Regions from separate parts of the Homo sapiens genome. Here region 1 is linked to region 2. Evidence: chromatin loops called from intact Hi-C (ENCODE). Cell type or tissue: HepG2. All regions are shown on one strand. Region 1 overlaps FUBP3 (far upstream element binding protein 3). Region 2 holds the start of LOC124902349 (small nucleolar RNA U13).

Evidence for each region. Peaks named below come from ENCODE experiments on the same cell type or tissue, not always from the same donor. Only the 100,000 strongest peaks of a DNase experiment are listed, where the experiment ranks them.
Region 1: it touches region 2 in a loop (2.7-fold over the local background); 1 of 110 quality-filtered maps calls a loop at or near these places.

What each region holds. Positions count from the first base shown.
Region 1 is chr9:130,599,419-130,603,418 of GRCh38, reverse strand. All of the region lies in intron 2 of FUBP3 (far upstream element binding protein 3), which reads right to left. Among named protein-coding and RNA genes, the nearest start is that of FUBP3, 22 kb to the right of the region's middle. In HepG2, no CTCF peak of the experiment used is centred here; a DNase peak (open chromatin) is centred at 2,088.
Region 2 is chr9:130,449,120-130,453,119 of GRCh38, reverse strand. ASS1 (argininosuccinate synthase 1) reads right to left here. Exons shown (of 15, transcript NM_054012.4): 2 at 787-896. The coding sequence starts at 891. It overlaps LOC124902349 (small nucleolar RNA U13), which reads right to left and starts at 3,264; the gene lies at 3,165-3,264. RefSeq lists a silencer at 1,104-1,398 and an enhancer at 1,112-1,813. In HepG2, a CTCF peak has its summit at 1,508; DNase peaks (open chromatin) are centred at 1,249 and 2,469.

The sequences.
Region 1 (4,000 bases), 150 kb before region 2:
CCAGGAGTTGTCAACTGGATAAAATCAGACCCTGTCCCCTTCACTATTTGTTTTTTTTTTTTTTTTTTTTTGGAGACAGAGTCTTGCTCTGTCGCCCAGGCTGGAGTGCAGTGACACGGTTTCAGCTCACTGCAACCTCTGCCTCCCGGGTTCAGGCCATTCTCCCACCTCAGCCTCCCGAAGAGCTGGGACTACAGGTGCACGCCACCACATCCAGCTAATTTTTGTATTTTTAGTAGAGACTGGGTTTTACCATGTTGGCCAGGCTGGTCTTGAACTCTTGACCTCAGGTGATCCTCCCGCTTCAGCCTCCCAAAGTGCTGGGATTACAGGCGTGAGCTACCATGCCCAGCCTCCCTTCACTGTTTCTTACCAAGGCTCTACCCTTTGTTACCTTGGGATTCTCCATTCAGAATTCTTGCCTGGCCCCACTGCTTGGGGATTTTTCCACCCCAGGTGACCGCCCACTGTACACCAAAAGTGGGGAACGGGAGAAGGGGCGTGGCAGGAAGGGCATAACCTTCAGGGGCAGACGTGACTCTCAGAAAGGCCCATTTTAGGGAAGAGGGCAGACAGGAGGTAAGGAGCTGAAAAAGGAACCTGGGAAGCCTGCCCATGTCCACCGCCCCTGGAAAGCCTTCATCTGCCCTTGATGATGACTGCCCAACCACATCCCAGCCTCACTTTACCTCTTCCCTCTTCACAAAAGGCAAACCTTCCTCCTAACCCCTCCTACTCTCAGGAACTAGGTTTTGGTCTTGGCTTTTCATCCCTCCAATATCTGTCATCATCCCCCATTCAGGGAAAGTATCAACACTTCTGAGATTCACTTCCCTCTTTCCAGAGTGGAGACTGGTGGCCTCAGCACCTGCCTGGGGTGCAGGTCACAGGCAGGGGTCCGGGCATCATGGCTCTCACCACCGCTAGCACTTGTACCTCCTATCTCCTGTCTCTCCTTGAGGTCTGGGATTTTCAAACGTCTTTTCCTCCCTCCTGTCTTCCTTTTCTGTCCTTGCCCTATGCCACAAGTACTGAAACAAAGCTTGGAAAGGATCACAGAAATAGTCTATTTCACTCTTCCTGCAAATAATTCATTTGACAGAACGCCCAAGAATTCGTCCTTTACCCCGTAAGAATACAGCAGTTCCCCCTCATCCATGAGGGATATGTTCCAAGACCCCTGGTAGGTGGCTGAAGCCATGGAGAGTACCGAACCCTGTATACGCTACATTTTTTCCTATACATTGGTGAGTGGGTAGTGTATACAGTGTGGATACACATGCTACTCAGAATGGTGTACAATTTAAAAATTAGGAATTGGCTGGGTGCGGTGGCTCACGCCTGTAATCCCAGCCCTCTGGGAGGCCGAGGCAGGTGGATCACGAGGTCAGGAGTTCAAGACCAGCCTGGCCAACATGGTGAAACCCCATCTCTACTAAAAATACAAAAATTAGCTAGTTGTGGTGGCGCACGCCTGTAATCCCAGCTAATTGGGAGGCTGAGGCAGGAGAATCACTTGAACCTGGGAGGCAGAGGTTGCAGTGAGCCAAGATCGCACCACTACACTCCAGCCTGGGTGACAGAGCAAGACTCCATCTCAAAAAAAAAAAAAAAAAATTAGGAATTATTTCTAAAATTTCCATTTAATAATTTCGGCAGTGGTTGACCGTGGGTAACTGAAACCGTGGAAAACGAAGTCATGAATAAATGGGGAACAACTGTATTATCAAAAGTAGAAAGTGTGGTACTATAAAAGGTGCTGTTCTTCAGCAGGTCATGAAGTAAAAAGAATAAAAAGGACAAAAAAAAAGGTGCTACATAAATAGCAAAGACGAGTCTTTGAGTGAAGAGGCAGGCATAGTTTCAAAGCCCCTTGCATGGCCTTACCCCCGCCACCCCAGTGGTGAGGACAGTGCTGTACTCTCCTGAAGTCCTGGTTTTGGTGCCACCCACTACACAGAATGCAGGGGGAGTATGAGGCCTGCTTAGTTCAACTAAAAAAGCTCCTAAAAATGCTCCTGAGGAAGAAAACTGGAAAGGCTTTGATCTTTGATCAGGAGAGATACAGAGGGACAAATGGGAAGTGACTTCTCTGTCTGTCCATCAGCTCTGGGCAAACATGAGAAAGCACTTGTTTCAGGTGGTTAGGGCAGTTGGACAGTGAACCATGAGACGGGAGACTTGTTTAAAGAAACTGGGGGAGGGGTACTCTCTATATACTTCCCTAACTAAAGATGAAGAAAATGTTTTCATCAACTGATGAGGCTGATTTTAGTTGAGGGCTGGCAAATTAAGCTTGAGGGCCAGCTGCCTGTTTCGGTGAAATATCTTATTGGCTCACAGCCATGCTCTTTGTTTATGTAGATGCTACAGCTGTTTTTGAACTCCAATAGCGTAGCTTAGTAGGTGGGATACATAGCCTGCAAGCTTAAATTTATTTTTGTTTGTTCTGAGATCACTATGTCACCCAAGCGGAGTGCAGTGGTGCGATCACTGCTTACTGTGGTCTTGACCTCCCAGGCTCAGGCAATCCTCCCACCTCAGCCTCCTGAGTAGCTGGGGCTGCAGGCATGCACCACCACACCCAGCTAATCTTCTTTCATTTTTTTGTAGAGATGGGGTCTTGCTATATTGCCCAGGCTGGTCTCAAACTCCTGGACGCAAGCAATCCTCCCACCTCGGCCTCCCAAAGTGCTGGGATTATAGGCATAAGCCACCATGCCTGGCCCCTAAAATGCTTACTATCAGGTCCTTTATAAAAAAGCTTGTTGCCAGGTGCAGTGCAGTCCCAGCTACCCAGGAGGCTGAGGTGGGAGGATCACCTGAGCCTGGGGGATAGAGGCTGCAGTGAACCATGACTGCCCCACTGCACTCCAGCCTCAGCAAGAGTGAGACCCTGTCTTTAAAAAAAAGAAAGAAAAGCTTGCCAACCTCTAATTTAGATTACATTTAAATTCGCACTTCTAAATCACTTAGCTAATACTATTGTCTTAAATTTGGAACTTACTTTTCCCAAAATTTAAAAATGCAAATCGTAGGAAACACGGGAGAACTTGAGCATGAAAAACATGGGAGAACTTGAGCATGAAGAGTCCATGGGAAATGAAGCCAGTCTTTATGGCCACATCACGTAGGCTCTGCTAGGAGAGGTGCACAGCGGGACCCAGTAACCGCGGAAGGAAGGTCTGCCCTGAGCAGAGGGCAAATACACTGCTTTAGAAATTCAGAGAAGGATATGACTTAATATTCACTGGTCAGGTGGGTGTGTGAAAAAGGGAAAAGAGGGGGAAAGAGGGAGGGAGGGAGGGAGGGAGGGAGGAAGGAAGGAAAAGGTAGAGAGAAGACCAAGAGGCTAGGTGGCATGTGGGCTGAGCCCCGAAGAAAGTCAAAAGATAAGGAAGAGGACAGGTTTCTAGGAAGAAGTTGGCTGAGCAGGAGTTGGGCAGGTTAAGAGCTGGGTGAGGGGAGAGAGGAGACAGGCAGCCAGGCTGCTACACAGGAGGAGCACAGGAGGTGCACGGGAGGAGCCAAGCGGGAGGGCAGGCAATGGCCAGGTTGCAAGATCTGCACCTCCCTGGTTACTGGAGGAATGAAACTGGTTGGACTGACTGCAGGGAGAGGCTCCAGTTGAAACATGAGAGAAGTACTGGATGAAAAAGGTGCCACAACTGAGACCAGAAGGCAGATTCCTGAACTGGTGGGGTGCCAAGGATGCATATCAAAGACTGCTGGAACATGTGGGTATCAAGATTGAAGACAGTGAAGGTTAAAATGGCCTGATCCAAAGCTGGAGGGCGGTGGAGTGACTGGTGACTGCTCTTCCCACGGACAGGCATTCAGGCAAGCTTTCAAACTGAGCTCTAAATTCTGCTCTGGGTTCTAAGCAGACTCATGAACAGCGTTCTGACAAGTGGCTCAAAACTGCCACTCTCTGAAACACAACTAACCCAAATCCCTTTCTATATCAGGAACAAATCCTTTCCCTTGTTCCACTGCCTAG
Region 2 (4,000 bases):
CTTGCCTGCCCTGTGGAGAGGCCAAGAATGAAGCCAAGTAGAGTTGGAGATAGATCTTAGAAGCACCTGGATCCAGCCCTGCCTGAAGCCATCCTACCCCTGGAGTTCTCAGTTGTGTGAGCCAAGAATTGTCTTTTCCCTTTCCTTTTTGCGTAAGTTGGTTTGAGTTCAGTTTCTAAAATTTGCACCTAAGAGTCCTGAACAGCACAGCCACACAGAGAAGGACTCAGAGCTGTGGCCAGGTTCAGTCGAAGAGGAGCTAGTTTGAGAGGGATGACTCCTATGGGCCCTGGATGAGGAAGTGGCTTCACACATAACCCATCACCTGTGACCTATTTCCCATCCCAGAACCAGGTGATCCCCCAGGGTCCTTCCAGCTCAGGATTCCACAATCTTTGCTGAATTACTGCAGGCTGACAGCATACTCTGGAGATGGGAAGACTGTGTGCCTTCCCAGGGCTGGCAGCAGGTCCCAGCCCATGCCTCTCTGCAAGCAGGCTAAGCCAGCAGCACTGCCAAGTTCACTTCTGTGCCCTCCCCGCGCCTCCATCACCTGGCTCTGGAAGGCATCTCAAGGATGGCCAATTTGCAGATGGAGAAAGTGAGGCAGTACAACGAGAAGCTATTTTCCTAGTTCCAGTTCAAGACAGGCTTCGAGAGAAGAGGCCAGGCTTGAATGAGTGACGGTGAGCAGACAGGCTGACAACCCAGACAGAGGCTGGCAGGGGGCAGACAGGACAGGTTGCAGGACACGCAGGAAGACAGACACCCAGGTCGCTCCCTCACCAGATAGGCAATGACGTCATAGCCTTGTTCCTTCAGCCACACGAGGATGCACGAGGTGTCCAGGCCGCCACTGTAGGCCAGAACCACGGAGCCTTTGCTGGACATAGCGTCTGGCGGGAGTCGAGGAACAACCTGAGTGACCCTGAGACAGCCAGTGCCCCCCGCCAGCCCCTGCAGACAGCCCAGCCCCGACCTTGGCCTTGGACAGCCTTGTCTCCTGGGCAAGCTGCCACTGAAGGTCGGGAACAGGATGTTCACCTTCAGTGCCTGCCACCCCCGGGAACCCTGACCTCGCACACTCTGCACACAGCCCCACAGACCACACTGGGGCCTGGGAATGCTGACTGCAGTCCTAGGCTGGTCGGGGAGAGGCATCTCTTGGACCTGATCCTCCAGCATCGAGGGAAGGCGGCTGAGGCTGAGCAGTTTGGCCCAAGGCCAGGATGTGAGGAATGCACGCAGGCAGGAGATGTGGGAGGGGCCTTGGCTCTGAGCCTCTGGCAGCTGACACATCCCCCATCAGAACTGCTCCTTGCCAAGCACCAGGCAGGGCCCTGGGAGCCTCAGCGGGATCTCCCTGTGCCCCTGAGCCCCCACTACAACCTCATGAAGTAGGAGTTGTCATTCCTATTGGGGAGGCAGCCAGCAGGGCTCAGAGAGGTCAGTGGCAGGCTCAAGGTCACAGAGGGCACAAGAATCTGTGCTTCCCCAGCACGCAGTGCCGCCGCCCACCTGCAGGTGGAGAAGGATGCTGTGGGGCAGGGGCCCAGCCCCAGTCCCTCTCCTACCTGCAACCCCATGGAACCTTCACTGGCTGGAATTTTAGACATCGTGTCTCCAAATGTGAGCGCCTCTGAATTCAACTCTGCCAATGCCCAGTTTGGAGGGGCTCAGAGACCAACTTCCCCCAGTGTGGAGGTAGAGAAACTGAGGCCCAGGGAGGGAAGGCGATAGACAGGCAGAGGCCTAAGACCTCTGCAACCAGCGGCCCTTCCCGGGGGGACAGATGGGCACGAGGGCTCTCTGCAGCCAGGCCCTCTGCAGCCGGGAAGTGCCTGCGGTCTCCCATCCTGCCCCACCCTCCGTCACAATGAAGCCTCCCGAAGGCGCCAAGGCCTCCTGTCTCCTGATCTTTGCAGCCATGCTTCTTCCCCGAGGGCTCTCCCTGAATCCTGGGCTGCCCTTGGGCTCGCCCTGCACCCCCCTCCCCCACATGCCTCCTGTGGCCCTGGGCTTGGGCGTCTTCACTGTGTCCAATTTGCTGAACAGGAAACCAGGGTTAGGGAGACGAGGTCACCTGCCCAGGGTCATCGGATCAACAAGCAGCAGGGGCAGATGTGGGCCCAGGCCTCCTGGTTCCAGCCTCCGTGGACACCTGGCCCCAGCATCCCGCATTTCCCAAATGTACAGGGCATGTTTGTTCTGCCTGGGAACGTTTCCACTGGAGTCTGACCAACGTCACAAGGTCAGAGTCACCCAGGGTCTTTATTAGACACTACTGGGGAAGTGGAGCCCAGAAGGGTCACCCGGCCATCACCATTGCAGTGATGCAGGCATCGCTATCCTGAGCACTCTCTGTGTGCCTGGAAGCTCGGGGAGAGGAAGTGCCTTTCCCAGGCCTCCCGTCCTCTGCTGCAGAGCCTGGCCGTGTAGCCAGGTGGACTTTGGAGCTCCGTCACATGAGAATTCAGTCCCGTGCATGCTGCACGGTCCCACCTGCCAGTCAGCCGGGGCTCACAGGCCTGTGCTGCCCTTTGGACTTAGAAGGGGAAACACCTCATGGACCATGCAGCTGGGGCAGAGAAGATGGTTCTGGTCGGTGCCCACAACGTCCCTACTGGGCATTCAACCCCCTGCCCCTGAGTTGCTGGTGACTCAGCCAGCCCTAACCCTGGAGCCAGCAGGTGGTATCCATGGCAACTGCAGCCAGGCAATTGGCCATGCAGGATGGAGGGAAGGAGGGAGGAAGGCAGGCAGGGAGGACTTAAGGTGGGCAGTACCTGGGATTGGAGGCGTGAGTTCCCGGCGTCTGGAATCTGTTTTCACAGTGCAGTGAACCACTCTGCAAAAGCAGAGCTACTCAGCTGCCTGCAGGTAGCCTGGGCCATCCCAGAGGCCCTAAACCTTACTTTCCAGCCGCCCAATCTCCTGTGAGCAGCCTCACTGAGCAGAGGAGGTCCAGGAGCCCCAGAGCCACCTGTCCTGCCTCCTGCCTCCTGCCCCCTGCTCCAGAAGGCATTCAGGAAATATGTGGAAGCCTACCCCTGTTTGCGTGTGATGGCGCGGGTGGTGTGGTTGGGTTGCGGGAAATTCTGTTGTATGTTTTAAAACAGCTCTATTGAGGTCTACTTGACATATCATAAATTGCATTTTTTAAATATCAGATGGGTAATGTGCCAACATCATAACAAAGTTTGAGGGTGGCACCTCACACACACACGAGAATACCCAATCAGCACATTCATCAACTACAAAAATAATCGCATATTTTTTTGTGTCCAATTTAGCAAGTTTCGGCGTGCGGATGCGCCCGTGACATCAACACCACAATCAAGGGAATAGACATGTCCGTCTTAGGCTAAGCCCTTCCATCTGGGGTTCTCTTCATTTTAGAGTCAGGAAAACTGAGGCTTGGGCTGAGGAACTTGCCCTGCATCTCGTTTGACTGGTAGGCAGCAGAGCCAGGACTCCAACTCAGATCAGCTCGGCTCCTTAACCCCCTGCTCATAGGTACAAGACCACCACTGGAGACTCAAGGAAGGGAAGTCCTGGGCAAGTGTGATCTGATGATGCTGGCCCAAGATTCACCCAGCTCTGAGAGTCACCCCTGCTCCTGCCTCCTCCCAGAGGCACCTGGAGCCAAGAGAGGCAGCTCCACAGAAACACGGAGGGGCAGCTCCACAGAAACAGCTGGATCACCTGCATCGCCTCAGTGACCCGCCATGCCTCCTGCCCATCAGAGCTGTATCCTTTTTTTTTTTTTTTTTTTTTCAGACAGGGTCTCATTCTGTCACCTAGGCTGGAGTGCAGTGATGCAATCTCAGCTCACCACAGCCTCCACCTCTTGGGCTCAAGGGATCCTCCCATCCCAGCTCAGTGCCACCACCCCCAAGTAGCTGGGACTACAGGCACATGCCACCACACCTGCCTAATTTTTGTATTTTTTGTAGAGATGGGGTTTCACTACATTGCCCAGGCTGGACTCGAACTCCTG